Linked DNA regions of Homo sapiens: regions 1, 2 and 4 are each linked to region 3. The links are chromatin loops, found by intact Hi-C in ENCODE. Cell type or tissue: A673. All regions are shown on one strand. Region 1 has its middle 18 kb from the start of PAPSS1. Region 2 has its middle 58 kb from the start of DKK2. Region 3 has its middle 200 kb from the start of PAPSS1. Region 4 has its middle 150 kb from the start of DKK2.

Evidence for each region. Hi-C counts contacts between places; a loop is a spot of excess contacts. Peaks named below come from ENCODE experiments on the same cell type or tissue, not always from the same donor. Only the 100,000 strongest peaks of a DNase experiment are listed, where the experiment ranks them.
Region 1: it touches region 3 in a loop (3-fold over the local background); 3 of 110 quality-filtered maps call a loop at or near these places.
Region 2: a loop joins it to region 3, with 9 times the contacts of the local background. A loop is called at or near these places in 5 of 110 quality-filtered maps.
Region 4: a loop joins it to region 3, with 5 times the contacts of the local background. A loop is called at or near these places in 10 of 110 quality-filtered maps.

The regions. Positions count from the first base shown.
Region 1 is chr4:107,735,306-107,740,305 of GRCh38, reverse strand. No RefSeq gene overlaps it. Among named protein-coding and RNA genes, the nearest start is that of PAPSS1, 18 kb to the right of the region's middle. In A673, a CTCF peak has its summit at 3,096 (motif pointing right); a DNase peak (open chromatin) is centred at 3,145.
Region 2 is chr4:107,091,903-107,096,902 of GRCh38, reverse strand. No RefSeq gene overlaps it. Among named protein-coding and RNA genes, the nearest start is that of DKK2, 58 kb to the right of the region's middle. In A673, a CTCF peak has its summit at 2,440 (motif pointing left); DNase peaks (open chromatin) are centred at 1,732 and 2,412; H3K27ac peaks cover 1,390 bases.
Region 3 is chr4:107,516,149-107,521,148 of GRCh38, reverse strand. No RefSeq gene overlaps it. Among named protein-coding and RNA genes, the nearest start is that of PAPSS1, 200 kb to the left of the region's middle. In A673, a CTCF peak has its summit at 1,884; a DNase peak (open chromatin) is centred at 1,908; H3K27ac peaks cover 1,504 bases.
Region 4 is chr4:107,181,037-107,186,036 of GRCh38, reverse strand. No RefSeq gene overlaps it. Among named protein-coding and RNA genes, the nearest start is that of DKK2, 150 kb to the right of the region's middle. RefSeq lists a silencer at 2,611-2,905. In A673, a CTCF peak has its summit at 2,681 (motif pointing right); a DNase peak (open chromatin) is centred at 2,686; H3K27ac peaks cover 927 bases.

The DNA of each region.
Region 1 (5,000 bases), 220 kb before region 3:
ATTCGGTTTTATAGAATAGCCTTCCGCATGTGACACATTTCAGTATTTATTAGAGAGATGCTCTGGAGGCTGTCATTCAGAGCCCTTTTGGTAAAGTTAGCTAGGGCTTCTATGTGCCATATGACAGTTCCTAGCCCTACTGAGGGCATGAATATTGCAGCTAGATGATCATACTAATGAAAGACTGACCTAGTCCACCTATTAATCATATGTGGACAACAGGCTGGATTTTTTTTTTTTTTTTTTTTTTTACCCAGCAACCTTGTGCTATGGGAGGCCTAGAGTCCAGCGTCCTAGCCAGCCCACAGGGAGCCACAGCCACAAATTGGTGCCACAAAGCCATTGAGTCCTGTTGGGAGCATACTGGGCCATTGCTCCCAATCTTTAGGCCGGGCCGTTGAGACCAATCTGTGGCAAATACATCCCTTTGCTGGAGTGCTATAATATGTTGGCACCGATCTGGGAGAATCCATCCCATAACCCATGTGGCATTGGGTCAGTGGTCAAGGGAGTGGTTTCATTGTTCCCAACACAAGGGGGCTAGTTGACTCAAGTGCCCAGTAGAGGTGGTTAACCATATGAGCCCAACCCAAATTTGGAGAAAGCCACTCTGGTATCAAACATTTTGGGGTTTAAAAGTTTGGATGGGCACTTTTGGTTCTAACAAGGGAGTAGCTAGTGCTATAACTTCGTCTCTTGTTATGTTAATCAAGAATGGCTTTTCATGTCATTTAAAGGGTCATTTAAAGTTGTTTATGGGCCATTCTGACACATTTGCCCTAGTCACTCCCATCATTTGTGACCCAGTCCAGTGTTTTAAATCCGGGAAGACTTGTAAATGTCTCTAATATTTCCCTTGCATAGGTGAGACCCACCACAGTAAACTGTGGTGCTAGAAAGGGGTAACAGGCCACAGACCCAACAGGAATCCTGCTGGAGGCTGTCTGCATAGTCCTGTGCCCATTGTAGAAAGAGGTTAGCAGTGTGTGCGGAAACAATATTAGGTATAAAGAGAAAGAATAGGATAAAAGAAATTCTTATCGTTTTCTGAATAGAAACTTTAGGTCCTCTAGGGGCTCTGCCTCCCATTGAGTGGCTACAGGTGTTTCTGTGGTGGAGTTCTTGGGCGACTGGAATTTCTTTACCCACATATGATGAACCCAAGGTTTGATGCCTGCTAGTTTCAGTGCTGAGTCGGTAGTCAACAGCCCATCATAGGGCTCTTTCTATTTCTCTTGTAGTTGTTGGGCAGGACCAGCTTCCTTCCATTCTTTCTGCAGCACTTGATCTCCAGACTGGAACGGGTGGTGGGCTTCCACGGAGTCTATGACGTTTCTGTTAGAAGAAAATTTATGCAAGGGATTAAGAGTTTGTTCCAAGTGAGTGGCATAAGTTTTAATAGCTAGTTCCTTGTCTGGAGACATTCTAGCCACCTGGGACAAGTTGGCTACAAAAGGCCTCCTGAAAATGATTTCACAGGGACTTCATTTGATCCCACTTCTGGGAGCTATTCTTACCTGGAGCAGAGGAATCCCAAGCAACTGAAGCCACTTTAGCCGTGTTTCCTGACATAGCTTGGCGAGGGTTGTTTTTAAGGTATGATTTATTCTTTCAGTTTGTCTGGAGGACTGAGGCCTCCAGGCTGTGTGTAGCTTCCATTTTATCCCTAGCACTTTTCTTACTTGTTGGGCGATTTCCTATGTGAATGAAGGTCCATTGTCACTCTGGATAATGTCAGGAAACCCATATCGAGGAATGATTTCCTTTAGCAGTACCTTAACTACCTCCATTGCCCACTCAGAGCAGCATGGGTATGCCTCTACCCAGCCTGAGAAGGTGTCCACCAGAACTAGGAGATATTTGTACCCTCCTGGGGCAGGTAGCATTTGAGTAAAGTCAATTTGCCAATTCTCTAGTGGTTGTTTCCCTCTCCCTTGCTGTCCAGGCTGTCCTGTATTATGGTTGTTGGGCTCATTTTTAGTGCAAAAGTGGCATCGTAGGATTATACTTTCTAAATGGGCCCTCATTCCTTTTCGTATACTTCTATATGAAAGTTAATGAGGCATCTTGCCCAAAAGTTGTGCCATCATGAATATATTTTAGTATTGGGTGAAGGAAAGACCCATGTCCTGGGTCATTGAAAGTTGTGCAGCCATTCTGACACATTTGCCTTAGTCACTCCCATCATTTGTGAGCCGGTCCAGTGTTTTAAATCCAGGAAGACTTGTAAATGTCTCCAATCTTTCCCTTGCATAGGTGAGACCCACCACGGTGGTGCTAGAAAGGGGTAACAGGCCACAGACCTAACAGGAATCATGCTGGAGGCTGTCTGCATAGTCCTGTGCCCATTGTAGAAGGAGGTTAGCAGTGGATGCAGAAACAATACTAGGTGTAAACAGAAAGAATAGGATAAAAGAAATTTTATCTCTGACACCCAGATTAGGCCTTTGTCATTCAATTTCCAGTCATTTTTCATCCTGAATAAACCCTTTGTCCTTGGTAGCCTTTTCGTCCTCAAGACTGTACCTAGGTTTGAAGGCTGCCAAATCTATTTGGGGAATTAAAGGAACCCGGAGTTCAACATTGGAGCTGGCTAGGTGCCTGGCTGTGCAATCTAAGAAAGCATTTCCCCTAGCTACTTCAGAATTGTTGCACTGATGGCCTGGGCAACGCATAACAGCTATTTCTCTTGGGGCCTTTATTGCCTCTGGTAGCTCTAACACTTGCTTTGCGTATTTGATTTCAGTATTGTCAGCCTTCAGTAGGCCCCTTTCTTTCCAGATAGCACCCTGTGCATGGACTATTATGAAGGCATATTTGGAATCAGTGTAGATGTTGGCACTCTTACTTTGGGACAGTTGCAAGGCTCTGGTAAGGGCGATTGACTGAGCTTTCTGTGCAGAAGTCCCTGTTGGGAGAGTTCTTGCCTCTATTCCCTCTGAGACTCACTACAGCATAGGCAGCGTTCCTTCTTCCATTAATGACTAAACTTTTCCTGTTTGCGAACAATGTCCAGTTTGCACATGAGAGGGCTGTGTCCTTCAAATCTAGGGGACTAGAAAACACTTGATCAATAACTTCTGGGCAGTCATGTATTAGTTCCTCTGATTCCCCAGTAGGTGGCAGCAAAGTGGTGGGGTTTAAGGTTCCAGTGGTCTGCAGTTTCACTGCAGGGTCATCGAGCAGGATAGCCTGATATTGGCCCAATCTGCCCGCTGTTAGCCAATAGCCACCTTTTGTTCTAACAACGCCAAGACTTAGTGTGGCACAGAAATCATGGTGGGCTGACCTAGAGTCAGCTTCTCAGCTTCCTTGAGCAACAAGCAGGTCGTGGCTACTGCCCTAAGACAAGGGGGCCAGCCCCTAGCCACAGTATGGAGCTGCTTTGAAAAATAGGCCACAGGCTGTAGTATTTCTCCCAGTTTTTGTGTTAAGACCCAGAGTGCTAGACCTAGTCTTTCATGCATATAAGGTTGGAAAAGTTTGTGTGGGTTTGGCAGTCCTGGAGCCAGAGCAGATATTAATTTATGCTTTAGTTGCTCAAATGTGATTTGGTGTTCGATTTCCCATGGTCTGCTCCTTTTAGATATAGCTGCTTTACTATTAACCCATAATTGGGACTCCAGATTTTACAAAATCCTGCCATTCCTAGGAAGCCCTTTAGTTGCTTCCTGGTTGTGGGCATCACGATGGAGGCAATTGCACTTAGCCTTTCCACCGTCAGGGCTCTAGCTGCTCTTGTAACAAAAACCCTAAGTATTCTATAGTTTGCTTACATATTTGGGCCTTCTTACTTGAAACTTTATACTCACAAGCTGCCAAGTGGTTTAGGGTCTTTACAGTGTTTTCTTGACATTCTTGTTTTGAGGTGCTGGAAATTAATAAATCATCCACATATTGAAGTAGCACCCCATTTTCTAATTGTAAGCCTCTCAAGTCTTGAATCAAAGCCTCTCCAAATATACTTGGGGAGTTTTTAAACCCTTGAGGGAGCACAGTCCAGCAATATTGAAACTGTGCAGCTGTCTCAGGGTCTGTCCACTCGAAAGCAAACAATAGTTGGCTTTCTATTTCTACTGGTATGCAAAAGAAGGCATCCTTTAAGTCTAGCACTGTAAACCATTCGTGATCCTTAGGTAGTGAAGCAAACATAGTGTATGGGTTAGCCACGATGGGGTGAATGTCTTCCACAGTATCATTAATAGCTCTGTGATCTTGCACAAACCTATACTTATGGGAATGAGGCTTCTTTAATGGCAGGAAAGGAGTATCGTATGAGGACTGACAAGGTCTTATTAAGCCATATTGCAAAAACCAGATTAATGCTGGCTGGATAACTTCCAAGACTTCCTTCTTTAAGGGGTATTGCTTTTTTCCGGATAGGTTGGGGCCCTTCCTTCAGTTTGTTTTTTATTGGACTCACATTAATTTCCCTCTCAGGTTGGTCTCATGCCCAGACCTCTGGCTTCACCTTGTCAAAGACTTCTTGAGGAATTGCCTCTACCTCAGGGTGTGGGGCCTCAGTGCTCACCAGCAGTGCTTGCAGCTGCAGTCCATGCTCTGGAGGCATTTGAAGACACAGCTGACGTTTCTCTTGGGTGGAAGATGATCTGAGTCTCTAACTTGCATAGTAAATCTCTGCTAAGTAAAGGTATCAGGCAGTCTGGCACATAAACGAATTGGTGAATTATCAAATTGTTGCCCACTTTACATGAAAGGGGTTGCAGGAACTGTTCTGATTTCAATTGCCCACTTACGCTGACTATACTGACAGAAAGTATCAGAAAGCTCAGTTATTGGTGTATTAACTACTGAATAACTAGCACCAGTATCAACTTTAACCAAGGCTCCTTTGGGGAAATTTTGATGTCAGTTAGAGTTGGAGCTGCTGGGAGTCTTGGGCACCCTCAATCTTCCTCGGATTCATTTTTGGGCTTGACAGCCATAAGTGACCTGGGTTCCTTCTGAGTTAACTTGGGGCAGTCTCTCTTCCAGTGCCC
Region 2 (5,000 bases), 420 kb after region 3:
CAAGTCTCTAGGATAATGAGAAAGACAATTTCTGAGGAAAAGCATCAGTTATTATACTGAGATGTTCTAGATTTTAAGACTTGTTTTATTCTTGATTTTGGTAATGGTAGTTGAGAGACAGACACTACTAATTAGAGAAGCTTTATTTATTGTTGTTTTTCCTCATGTGTTTTTAAATATATAAACATATATTTTACTATTAAAGTTTCTCACTTGTGTTTTCTAATCTCCAGGGAAACATCTCTCATTTTTCACTATTTAGCACCATCCTTCTTTTTAGAAATGGCAGCTCGCCCATTCAATATGACTCTATTGGGACTACCGATCATAATATTGCACTCATTTGGTAACAGGAATGGGTGTGTGATCTAGACAATAATTTTTTTAACTCCCTTGCTATTGTTGATTGATTCAAAGGTAAGCAAGTGACCAAACGCAGGCCATCAGGGTTCTCTAAGAATCTTTATGTTGGAGCTAGGAGAAGATTCTTGCCCTTTTGGATAATAATGTTTAAAGGGTATGGCATTTGTTAGACTATGATTCAGCTGATGTGACAAAGACCTCAAGTTAGCATTAGCTTAAATAAGATAGAAGCTCATTAATGTGTCATGTAAAAGTCTGAGCTGCATGGTAGCTCTCCTCAACCAAGTCATTAAGAGCTCAAGCTCTTTTTGTCGTGTTACCCTGAAATGTTAAACATACAGCTTCTGTCTCATGGTCTAAGATAATTGTTCCAGCTTCTCCCATATGTCTGCATGACAGCTAGTGTGAAGGAAGAGAACAAAAGGAGGATACACCCCATCCCTTCAAAGGCATAAATAGGAGATGTACATGTTACTACTGCTCAGATCATATTGGCTATTGTTTACTTACACAGTTACTCTAAGCTGCAAGAGAGGCTTTGGAAAGTAGCCCTTACATGGAAAACCATATGCATAGTTAAAAATTCTATTATTATGGGAGAAGTGGAGGATGGAAATTTAAGGAAGCATATCTGTTTTCACCAAAGATAAGTATCAGGGTTTCCTGAAAGCTACTCCTTTTACTATATGAAGTCTTCTTGTAGTTAATAAGAGTTAGTTTAAGTATTTGAGGGCACTTAAACTCTTGAATATAGTTGTGGTACTTTCTGACTTTCTAGTTAAGTAGACAAAAACCTTTGTGGGTGTGTGTGTGTGTTTACACACATGTCTGTGTTTTGCTACATAAATTTAAGTCAAGCTGTTGCCCTTTGTGGTCTAAAGAGTCCTCAGTCCTACAGTGCTGCAAAGAGTGAGGGGAAGTTAATTCTTCATCAGCAAGAATGAATAAGGGAGGGAGAACAAGATGGCCAACTAGATGCATCCAGGAAGCACCCGTCCCACTGAGAGAGACCAAATATGGAGTTAAAAGACATAATTTGAGCAGATCTTTTGACAGAAAACACTGAGAGTGGATGGAGAGGTAACATAGACTCCCAAGTTGAAGAGGGAGGAATCTGGGAACCTTGCACAGGGTGCCCAAATGCTAGGGCTAGATCCCAGCCCCAAATTGGCTCCAGGAAAAAAAGGTGGGTAAACTACTGAGGCACAGCCTGCTCTTGCCATGGATCTCTGGGATACTATCTATAGGGCACCTCACATCTCCCACGGACTTTTGAGCAGGCAGAGGGATCTTCCCAGAGAGTAGGGAGAGACAGGGTTTCAGCTGGCGTGGAGCCCATGGGCTTTTGTGCTCAGAGAAGCTTGCGTAAGTGTGGTTATAGGTGCCCATCCCCCAGGGTTCTCCATCTCCCTTTGAGAAGGATTAGCCCCAGCTGACTTTTGGGCCAGGAGAAGGCAGGGCCAGCTTCCCTGCAGGACTAGGGCATGTCTGTTCTGGAGGGCCCACTCAAACCTCTGAGGGCCCCTTCCTTGCTAACCTGCAGTAGCATGTGCACAGCACAGCTTCTGCTGCCCAGTCTCAGTGCTTTGCTCCACCTGAGTACTTTCCCAGCATCTGGGGAGCAGTTCAGATCCCCAGTGAAGCTGGAGCCCAACTCAAAATGCAGGCCAGTCCCAGTGCCCAAGGGATGTGGTGCACAGCTTGAGAGTGCTAAGCCTAGATCTGTGGCTGGCACTGAATTCGGGGAGGAGTGCCCACCCTCAGAACACTGAGAAAGATGAGACACACAGGTTTGTGTACCTGTGTGGGAATGGGGCATACCTCCCTCTGCAGGGCCAGTTCAAAAAGGATATGGCCTATTTAGGAGCGCTTGTGGCCTGGAACACCTAAAAAAAGAATGTGTGTGTAACACCAGTGATGGGGGGATTCCCCCAAGGCCCAGAAGTAGACCTGGTGAGAAAGTTGTCTCTTCCCCCACCACTAAGAAGCATGCCTGCAAATGCAAGGAAATAAAGAGCCACATGACTAAGAGCTTTTCTACCAGCTGTTACTCTTCCATGCCATCTACTGGATCTCAGACCAGACTACAACATCAAAAAATATTCTGCTAACATTCACCCCTGTGAAAGCAAAGGCAAGAATCCAGCGACAAATAAAAATCCTGTACAGAGCCTTGGCCCTGTGAAAGCATTGAGAAATGAAGCCAACTGACTATACTCAACTTAAACACCAGACCTCCTAGATGAGAAAGAACCAGCACAAGAACTCTGATAATTAAAAAAGCCAGAGTGTTCCCTTACCTTCAAATGAGCCCAATCGCTCCCCAGCAATGGTTCTTAACTAGACTGAAATGACAGACATAGAACTTGGAATGGCAAAGAAACTCATCAAGACTCAGGAGAAAGTTGAAACTCAATCCAAGGAATACAAGGAATTCAACAAAATGATCCAAGATCTGAAAGATGAAATAGCCATTTTAAGAAAGAACCAAGGCCTGGCACCATGGCTCATGCCTGTAATCCTAGCACTTTGAGAGGCTGAGGCAGATGGGTCACCTAAGGTCAGGAGTTCAAGACCAGCCTGACCAACATGAAGAAACCCTGTCTCTACTAAAAATACAAAATTAGCCAGAGTGGTGGTGCATGCCTGTAATCCCAGCTACTGGGGAGGCTGAGGCAGGAGAATCACTTGAACTGGGGAGGTGGAGGTTGTGGTGAGCCGAGATTGTGCCATTGCACTCCAGCCTGGGCAACAAGAGCAAAAACTCCGTCTCAAAGAAAAAGAACCAAAGTGAATTTCTGGAACTGAAAGAAATCACTAAAAGAGTGTCCTCACTTCGGCAGGCTGAGGTGGGCGGATCACGAGGTCAGGAGATCAAGACCATCCTGGCTAACACGGTGAAACCCTGTCTCTACTAAAAATAGAAAAAATTAGCCAGGTATGGTGGCAGGTGCCTGTAGTCCCAGCTCCTCGGGAGGCTGAGGCAGGAGAATGGCGTGAACCCGGGAGGCGGAGCTTGCAGTGAGCCGAGACTGTGCCACTGCACGCCAGCCTGGGTGACAGAGGGAGACTCCATCTCAAAAAAAAAAAAAAAAAAAGAATGTCCTAACAATCAGAAGTGTTAACAGCAGCATAGACCAAGGTGAGAAAAAAATCTGAGTTCAAAGACCAGTTTCTTCAAATCAATTTAATTAGATAAAAATTAAGAAAAACAGAATTTTTAAAAGTGAACAAAACCTCTGAGAAATATGAGATTATGTAAAGAAACAAAACCTACAGCTTATTGGCATCCCTGAAAGAAGGAGAGAGAGTAAGCAACTTGGAAAATATATATTTGAGGATATAGTTCACAAAAATGTTTCTAATCTTGCTAGAGAGGTTGACATTCGAATACAAGAAATACTGAGAACACCAGCTAGATACTATCTAAGACAACCATTCTCAAAACACATGGTCATTAGATTCACCAACATCAAAAGAAAAAAAAATCTTAAAGACAGAGAGAAGGGTTAGAGAAGGGTCAGGTCACGTATAAAGGGAACCCCACTAGAGTGGCAGTTCATTGAGAAATGAAGCCAACTGACTATACTCACAGTAAGAACCTCACAGGCCAAAAGAGATTGGGAACCTATTTTTAGCATACACACACACACACACACACATTTCAGTGAAGAATTTTACCTTCCACCAAAATAAGCTTCACAAGTGAAAGAGAAATAAAAGCCTACTCAGGCAAGCAAACATGAATAAAATTTGTTACCACTAGAGCAGCCTTACAAGAGGTCATTAAGGGAGTGCTAAACATGGAATCAAAAGAACATCTACTGCCACAAAAACACACTTAAGCAAAGAGCCCACAGACAGTATTAAGCAACTACAGCATCAAGTCTACATAACAACCAGCTAACAACAACTTTGTCCAGATCCATCAGAGAAATCATGCTCTACGGCACCTACAGATTCACAAAATATATTTCTTAAATAATACTTGAAAATTGGAATTACTCCTTGATCCATGGCCTTCAGAATGGATGTCTTCTTATCAGGAAAACACACACACACACACATTAATCTCCTTGTAAGTCTCCATCAGAGCTCTTGGGTGACCGAGTGCATTGTCAATGAGCAGTAATCTTTTGCAAGAAACCTTTTGTTCCTGAGCAGTAGGTTTCAACAGCGGGCTTAGTATACTTAGTAAACCATGCTGTAAACAGCTATTCTGTCATCCAAGCTTTGTTGTTTCATTTACAGATCTCAGGCAGAGTAGATATAGCATAATTCTTAAGAGCCCTAGTATTTTTGGAATGGTATATGAACATTGGCTTCAAATTAAAATCACCAGCCACATTAGCCCCTAATACGAGTGTCAGACTGTCCTTTGGAGCATCGAAGCCAGGCATTGACTCCTAGCTATGATAATCCTGGATGGCATCATCTTCCACTAGAAGGCTATTCCTTCCACACTGAAAATCTGTTGGTTAGTATAGCAATCTTCATCAACTATCTTAGCTAGATCTTCTAGATAACTTAAAAAAAAAAAAACCCTTTCATTTTAAGTTCAGGGGTACATACGCAGGTTTGCTATATAGGTAAATTATATGCTGTGGGGTTTGGTGTACAAATTATTTTGTCACCGC
Region 3 (5,000 bases):
TTCTTGCTTTACATCCTGTTTCCCGTTTCCCTTTATGACAATCTATTTTTCCCCTTTGGCCTAAATTTGTGACATGAAGGTGTGTGCTTCTTCCTTTGAGAGGGAGCCAGGCATATCCCTCAGCTCTTCTCTTTTCCTCTAATCTTTCCCTTAGGCTACCTTTCTCTTGCTATGTCCCAAATTCATGTCTCTGCTCATAAGAAAAACATTACACACACTATCGTCTTTGTTAAACTCTGAAGTATATAATAATACCAGTACAGAAAGACAGAAATCATGTCCTTGTCATATGGATGGCATGTGTACTTTCATTGTCCATTATTAAAAATAAAGTTGCTTAAGCTTTTATTTGTATGTGTGTAGTAAATAAGACAACTTGACCCTTGGAGAAAACAGAAATGTAGATTCAGTGAAGAGTCAATATCGTGAATATACTTCCTTTCTTATTGAGGTAAAGCAGTAAAAGCATCTAACAAGGACCATATGTATGGACCAGAGCGCACAGACATGTAAATACATATGTGGCCTCTGCAAGAGGTACCGTAGGTAAAGGTCACAGAAAAGAAAGCAGCTTCACTGACATCAAGGAAATAGCAACTATTTACCGACGGCCAGGCATTTCAAATAATAGCATGGACTCCAGAACGACTTCAAAGGGAACTGGTCAGGAAATAGACAAGTAATGAATTTGAATACTTCTGAGATTCCGGAAATTTAAAAGCAGGGTCTTCAAATATATGCATTAAGGTAGATCATGAGCAATTATTTCATTTCTGGAAATTGCTCAAAGCCTTTTGTAGAAACAGACAACTAAGTCCATTTTCTGCCTTTGAATAATGCTACATACTATTAGAAACTTGGGGCAAATTTAAAGAAATTAATCCCGAAATCATGAAAAAAATGTATATCATGCTTAAAATATACATTCATTTTCTTTTCAAAGGTAGCATTTTTTTTTTTTTTTTTTTGAGACGGAGTCTAGCACTGTCATCCAGGCTGGAGTGCAATGGTGCGATCTCGGCTCACTGCAACCTCCAACCTCCAATCTCCTGGGTTCACACAATTCTCCTGTCTCAGCCTCCAGAGTAGCTGGGATTACAGGCACACACCACCACACCTGGCTAATTTTTTGTATTTTTAGTAGAGATGGGGTTTCACTATGTTGGCCAGACTGGTCTCTAACTCCTGACCACGTGATCTGCCTGCCTCGGCCTCCCAAAGTGCTGGGATTACATGAGCCACCATGCCTGGCCTAAAGGTAGCATTCTACAAATTACTTTCTGTAAGGTAAATGAAAAATGATTCTTGAAATGTTTTTAAACTGACTATATCATTTTAACTTTCAGAAGTGCATCTGATATTTTTGGTTTGTGTACGCTCTACTTCAGGAGGAATCTATAGGCTGGGAGCAGTCATTAATTTCAATGACTATATTGATTTTTTGATATATGTCATTAAATAATATAAAAACTAAGTAAAAAATGTTGTGGTGGGTACACAGCAAATAGATCTTCATTTTGCCATTCTTGATTTTTAGGGATCTTAGGGTCTTATATTTCTCATAAGTAAATCAAATTATTAAGACCTTTAAAGTATAATTATTCAAAGTAGTAAAAACAAAATAATTAGATTGTGGTTATGTCATTTTTTGGTCTTGGCATTTGGAAAAATCATTCCCAGGACTACTTATTTTTAAAAGAACACAAATGTTTCTATTCCAAATCCAAAAATATGGGCATAAGTCTTTCAGAAAATAAATCACTCAACTAGCACAATTTATAACCCAATATTTGGGAGTGGACTTCTGGTATAAAATTATATAAACTCTAGCTACCACTACTTTACAATTGTGCAAAACTGGATTTACTTTCCTTTAGGTACATCCTTGCCCAAAAAACCTCCCACAGGGAGGCAGTGTGGTCTAGAGAATGAAATACCCGTTTGTACTTTGAGTTTTGCCACTGTCTTCTGTATGATTACCTTCAAAATTTGTGTTATTTTAAAAAGTCTCCTTTAGTCATTCTCACCAAAAAGGCACCCTTTGCTTACATGTAAAACTCATCTATTTTGGTTAATCAGGTTAGTCTTTTAATTAAAGATATGCTTGCAGAAGAGATGAGGAAAAATTTTTTATCCATGCATTAACCAGTGCCTGGCAAAGCTTCAATAAGGAACACAGCATGTACTTGCATCCCAGGTGATACTTTGCCCCAAGCACCTTGTTACTTCTCAAATGTGTCATGGTTCCTTACATAACAGGCTTGTTAGAGATAGGTAAAGGAATTTTGGGCACTATTATTTGTTCGAACATATTCTTCTAAGCCTATTGAGTTGCAGACACTGTGCTAGATGCCAAGGACAAAGGGGTGGAAGACGGAGTCTGATTCAAGGAGTTCACAAAGTAAAAGGCCAGAAAAGACAACCTTGAGGAGAAGAACACAGCATATTAGGTCTACACTGGCACTGAGAAGGGGCTCTTGAAAAGGTGAGGAGAGGACAGAGTTTTCTGGAGCCATAAAACAAGCATACGTAATTACAGTTAGATAGGAATAAATGTCAAGAGATCTACTCTACAGCAAGGTGACTATAGTTAATGATGATCTTTTATACTCTTGAAAAATATAAAAAGAGTGGATTTTCTGTGCTTTCACCACAAAAATGATAACTATGTGAGGTAATACGTTTGTTAATGAGCTAGTTAACCATTCCACAGTGTATATATACTCCAAAATATCATGTTGTACATGATAAAAAATGTACAACATTATCTGTCAATTTAAAACAATTAAACTGTGCATGCAAAAGACACACAGAGCACTGTTTTCTGGGTGCTGCACACTTGGGAAATGTGTGTGGGTTAGTACTGATGCTGTGACAGGTGTTGACAGGGAACTGGCAGGAAATTAGTTTAAACCTTTTGCAAGGATAATAGTCATCAAAAGATTTTAAGCAAGAGCAGGGTATGATTATATTTGAGTTTTTGAATAGCTCTGCCTGCTGAAACCAAGCTAAGAGGAGGGGAGAGAGCTGAGAGGTTACTACATAAATCCATGTGAAAACTAGTAACAGCCACAACTATGGTACTGGAAGTAAGGATATAGAAAAAGGATATATTCACAAATACTTTTGAGGCAGAATCTCAAATGTCTCATAACTAGTTGAGTATGTGGTCAAGTAAGAGTGAGGAGTACAGGGTGATTCTTCAGATTCTGGTGTCAGTGGTGGGGTGGCATTATGCCATCCAAGGCATAAAGTAGGTATCTGTAAAAGGAGGCATTATGTGTGGTTGATAAATGATGGTGAACTAAGTCTGAGGTGTTTGGAGCTCTAGAAATGCTCAATGAGGCCAGGCACGGTGGCTCAAGCCTGTAATCCCAGCACTTTGGGAGGCTGAGGCGGGCGGATCACGAGGTCAGGAGATCAAGACCATCCTGGCTAACATGGTGAAACCCCGTCTCTACTAAAAATACAAAAAATTAGCCAGGCATGGTGGCAGGTGCCTGTAGTCCCAGCTACTCGGGAGGCGGAGGCAGGAGAATGGCATGAACCTGGGAGGTGGAGCTTGCAGTGAGCTGAGATTGCGTCACTGCACTCCAGCCTGGGCGACAGAGTGAGACTCTGTCTCAAAAAAAAAACAAAAAACAAATAACAAAACAGAAATGCTCAATGAATGTTCACTCTTTTCTCCTGTTTCCTGACCCCCCGCCCTAGAATATTTGTAGTTGTCTAGTAGGCATTAAATATGTGATTCTGGAAATAGGTCTGTAATTAGTCAACATTTAGATGATTGTTTCAGCTACTAGATGGATACAATTTCCAATGGAAATGTATGTATAATTTAAAAAGAGGACACAAAGGAGTTAACTCTGGAGCAAGTCAACATAAAAAAAAGCTGTGTAATTATTAAAATGTTTTGTCTTGTTACATTTCTAACTTCATATTTCAGGTGGATGAAAGATTGGATGGTAGATTTTGACTTGATAAACATTCCAACAGCTCTGTGAAAACCAGTGAGAACAACTGTTTTTCACTCAGTGGGGTTCTTTAATGATGTCATTTTGTGATAAATTGTTTTTATAGCAATACAAAGAAAAGGGAAACTAAATTCCTGACTTTTATTGGTTCTAAAATTGTACCTACTGATAAGCTCAGATTCTGAATTGATGCAACTTGTAGAGTGTGGTTATAATATTTATGGCAGAACATATATTTACTTGATATCTCTTGTGTATCTGGATGGATTCTCTACCATTCTGGAGAGATTAGGTAATATTTGTGGTTGTTCTTTTTTTTACTTTTTTGTTTGTTCAATTAAATACTCAACATAGAATTATTTGTAAAGCTTTTTTTTTTTTCTATTCTGGTGTATTAGTCTATTCTTGCATTACTTAAAGGAATACCTGAGATTGACTAACTTATAAAGAAAAGAGGTTTAATTGGCTCACAATTCTGCAGGCTGTACAGGAAGCATAGCATCTGCTTCTGGGGAGGCCTCAGAGAGCTTTTATTCATGGTGGAAGGCAAAGCAGGAGCAGGTGTCTTACATGGCAGGAGCAAGAAAGAGCAAGGGGGGAGGTGCCACATACTTTTAAATGACCAAATCCTATGAGAATGCACTCGCTATCATGAGGGCAGTACCATAGGGGATGGTGCTAAACTATTCATGAGAAACTGCCCCCACGATACAATCACCCCTTACTCAGACCCCACCTCTAATGCTGGGAACCACAATTTGCATGAGATTTGGTGGGGACACAGCTCCAAACCATATCATTCTGCCCTGACCCCCTAAATCACATGACCTTCTCACATTGCAGAATACAGTTATGTCTTCCCAACACTTCCCAAAATCTTAACTTGTTCCAGCATTAATTCAAAAGTCCAAAGTCTCATCTGAGACAAGACAAGTCCCTTTCACCTATGAGTCTGCAAAGTAAAAAACAAGTTATTTCCAAGATACAATAGAAATACAAGCATTGAGTAACGATTTCCATTCCAAA
Region 4 (5,000 bases), 340 kb after region 3:
TCCAATCCACCATTGATGGGCATCTAGGTTGACTCCATGACTTTGCTGTTGTGAATAGTGCTGTGATGAACATACAAGTGCCTGTGTCTTTTTGGTAGAACAATTTATCCTTTAGGAATATACCCAGTAATGAGATTGCTGGGTTGAATAATAGTTCTGTTTTAAGTTCTTTGAGAAACCTCCAAACTGCTTTCCACTATGGCTGAGTTAATTTACTTTCCCACCAATGATATATAAGCATTCCCTTTTCTGTGCAACCTTGCCAACGTCTGTTATTTTTTGTATTTTTAATCATAGTCATTCTGACTGGTGTGAGATGGTATCTCATTGCGGTTTGATATGAGTCTTTTCTCATGTTTTTTAAACTTCATGGAACATAATCTGTAATGGCATAGAAGAGTTCATCATACAACTATACACTATTGAATTTAACGGTTCCTCATGTTGAACATTTAGCTTCATCCAATTATTTTGGCATTTTAAATAATGTTGAAATGATTATCTTCATACATATTTGTTTGCAGGATAATGTTCTTAGGGGAGATTTCTAGAAGTGAAATGAGTGTCAAAACAAGGAAAATTCTCATAGTAAAAAATGTGAACATTTCATTCACAAAGTTTTTGTGCAGAAGTTGCTGTGTGGTTTTAGGCTCTCTTGCAAAGCCAAGTTTAACATCCTGCTTCATCCTGTGCTACTTTGAGTGATAGAATCACAAGTAAAACTCTCTTCCCAGTGGGAGCTAAACTTATCAAGTCTGATGGTTATTTGTCTAATATTATGTTAATAATACCTGTTTAAACCAACATTTGAGTCCATGTCCAATGGTAATTGATATTCACAGAGTAATACTGAAACATGGCAAAATCCGAATCAGTCATCAAAAATGAATAAATTATGTTCAGTAGGGTTTTTTATTATGCATTTATAATAGTGTGTGTTATATAGAGAGAGTTGTATTCACAATTTTCTATATCTTTAAAAATAAAAGTTCTTTTGTGTCTATATGGTAACCTTTTATTACTCATAATAAATTATCCCTGAATTTAGCCCCTAAATATATGTTTAACAACAGAGTTTATTACATAGTATAATGTATTTTATTCCTACATCATGAAGTAGAAGGGGAGTATTGGATGAGTCATACCTCTACTCTATGCCATTTTACTTTTCCCAAAATAAACTTTTATCAACTTTGTTTAAAACATTATTTATATTAAAGCCTGTCTGAATAGACATGGAGCCTGTCCGGTAGCCTTAAGGGATTAGCAAATTATAATTTAGCTGAAATATGACAATTTTAGCAGATCAGTGTTCCCCTCTGGAGGCTAAAAATATGCATCAAACTACACTAAGAAGAGGGATGTTTATTTGAAACTCATCCAAACAATCTGAAACCCCTACATGGAAATCTTGAAGAAAAGATTTTTCCACAGATTTCTACTCTCTTCTTTCTTACTTTTAGATGTTCTAGGAAAATAGTATTAAACAATCTATTCAGCTTTGCTGCCTGGAGTGAAAACAGAGAAGCAAATGTTGTTAATGAGGGAAAGAAAAAGAGAAGGGGAAATATCTACTAGAAGTAATTTGAATTTGGCTGATATTTATATGCAAAAGAAAAATGAAAGACAGAATATTGTACCTTAAATGAGATATATTTGGAATCATTTTGGAGGTATAAAATTGAACTTAACGTACAAGATGAAATAAAAGCATACCAAATTATCCAGTATCACCTTCATTCTTTATCCATTTGCATTAGGCAATGGTAAATGCGTATTTCATTCATTGAGCTTATCTCCAAGTGTAGCTAGAGGAGAAAAAGTTTCCTTTCAAATAATCTATTTTATATTCCAGATTTCTTTCAAAGTCCAAATTGAACAAAAGTTTAGTTCTTAAAGGTAGGTCATGTGGTCTGATGTGGGGTTTTGAATTTCGGTTTTCTGCTTTTTGATTTGGGACCTCAATCCCTCTCTTTATAAATGATAGAATTGGAATACATAATTTATCTTTAAGATCACTTCTACCCCCTTTTTTTAAGAAAATTAAAACCCATAAATTTATAGTCACTTGATGTATCTCTTCTGCTTTTTGTCTCCTTCCCCGTATTTTTAAATTTGCCATTGCTTGAGTGTTTGATTCTTCTACAGAGGTAGAAAAACAAATTAACTTGCATCCTCTCTGCTCTATTAATTTCTGATGTACTTGAGGGTGGATACTGTCTTTTGTTTTTTCTGTACTTTCCCAAAAGTCAATCATTTTTCTGCATAGAGGAGTTTCTAGCCCTGTTTTTAATTGACCAGTGTCTTTAGAAGCTCCTCATGGAATATTATAAAGGAGTAAACAGAGGCATATGTATGATCATTGAGTCTCCACTGCTTTTCATGTCTGTGTGGTGGGCTCATGAGGTCATACATCCAAATTCTAAATATTAGAAAGGCCAGAGTCTTTATTCTCAGTTTCTTAGAGTATTTCTATCAAACTCAACACATCACCCCTTTGGGATTTCCATCAGGAGGTAGGAGAAGTGCTCATGGTTTTTTTTTAAAGAGGTATAAATTTGATCTCATTTGACATTGCCAGCCTCCAAAACTGTATTCCGTAAGGAAGCCTCTACCTTGGTGTGGGTGTTTTCCCTGGGGTCACTGAAGGACAGAGCTGTGATTAATCATGCTTGCCACTAGAGGTCAGTGCTTACCATTCACAGAGTGAATCTAATACAACGGCCTTTGGACTCCTGAAGACCAGCGTTAAAAGAGTATTTGAAATTTCTTTGTGCTGTTAGTTGAGACTAATGGACTCTGGGTCATTATGGATTGTGTATTCTATGCAGGCTCTATTAGGAATAATTCAAAATGATAATTATATTTTCAAGTATTATTTAGTATTATTTCCATTCCTGGTTATATAGATCAACTGTTTCAGAAATTAACAAGTTTTTGCTCTATAGAATATCTCAGTGGTCTTTAGGTTTTCCCACTTTCTCCTTTTTCAAAATGTTATAATCGGCATCAATCAATAAGTAGGGTGAGTAAAGGTAGAGAATAAGGTGGTGGTATTTGAGGTACTTTGATAAGGTTCTTCTATTCTTACCTAACTTAAAACATTTCTTCACTTTTCTGGTACAGAGGCTTCTCATTCTATCATCAGGCATTAGTCCTCTTAAATCAAATCATTTAGCTATAGTTCTTTTTACTACAAATATTTATTATTTGCACATAATATGACAGGGACTGTGTTTTGATTTTAAGCTTCAATAATTCACTTATTTTAAATATTATCTGAATGAGGTCCTGCTGAGAAATGGATTCCAGTTTATATTTATTTGATAGAGCTCACTTGGCTGTTTAGTTGTACTTCAGTGAGCTGGCTTTCTAAGTTCAGCCTTGGTTCAGCCTTCACTATAGAGGTAAGGCTGTTAACATTTGTTGAACACCTACTGTATGTAAAGTATTTCTTGTATATAGTATCTCATTTAATGCTCACGGCAACCCCTGAAGTAGGAATTGCTTATTATCTCCATTTTACTGATGAGGAGACTCAGCTTCAGAGTTTAAATAACTTGCTCAAGATCACACACAGCTTATGAGGGAAAGGGCTAGGATTTGAATCTACGTCGGCTCTTCTCCAAAGCCCATGTTTTTTTCCCTAAGTGTTAGGTTGCCTTATGTGGTATTCATAGTAAAGTTGCTGCCCTCTTCCCTTCCCTCTTACCAACTCTCTTTCCCCTTCCAGACATCTTTGCATCAAATATGTTCAGGATTTCATGACTTATAATTTTTACTATTTTAACCTGCTATTCTAATGAGAAAGTGACCTGACTCCAATATATTTGTTAGTGTAGTTTAGTGTTAGTTACAGAAGATCTGGCATTGAGTTAGGGTGTTTGATCATTATAGTGCCTCTCCAAGTCTCCTTACTGTTAACTGAAACTCTGAAAGCTGAGGGCCCTTGTAGCATAGATTGGGTAGCTTAACCAACAGAAATTTATTTCTCACAGCTCTGGAGGCTGGAAAGTTTAAGATCAAGGTACCAGCAAGGTAGCTTTCATTCTGAGGTTTCTTCTTGCTGTGTGCTCACATGGTGAAGAGAGAAACAGAGGAAACAAACTATCTGGTGTCCCTTCTAATAGGGACAACTTCTAATAGGGACACCTTCTAATAGGGACACATAATTTCATCATGACAGTCTCTCCTTCATGACCTCATCTGAACTTTACCTCCCAAGGACCCGTTTCCAAATACCATCACATTGGAGGTAAGGGCTTCAGCATATGAATTTGAGGGGGACACAGTTCAGTCCATAGCATCTTTGAATATTAAATTGCAGTGATTTTTCCTCATCCAAAATATGGGGAGGGAAGCTTTGGAAGGTGAAATGTTAGACAAGCATGTTATTTTTGTTATCATACTTTACACTTCTGTAGAATTCTGGGTGCACTGATATAGCGATTCTACTCCACTAGGCACTGAGCTTCTTGAGAGATTGGGCCATGCATTTGTATATGACCAACAACTACAGATTAAATGGCACGTGAATGTTGAATGAGTCAGTAACCCTCTCAGGACTAATGCTACCCAATCTGCCTTTCTGGAGTGGTTTAGGGCTGTGGGGGTTATTCCTAGGCTTCTTGTTACTCTTTTCAATTTTTCATATTCTCTTTTTGGTTTCCGAACTGAAGTCAGGTTTGTTGAAGTATACTTTACATACAGTAAAATTCACAGTTTAAAGTGTACAGTTTGATGGGTTTTGATAAATGTATTCAGTCATGTATACTCTGTTTGCTACCACAATAAAAAATTGAATATTTTCCTCACCCCTAAAAGTTTCCTTGTTCTCCTTTGTAGTCAGTTTCCTTCTTCTACACCTGTCCCCTAGCAACTACCAATTGAATTCCTGAATATAGTTTTGACTTTTCTATGTCATGTAAATATAATCACATACTGTGTTGCCTTTTGGATCTGGCTTATTTTTTTGAGATTCACCCATGTTTTTGCATGTA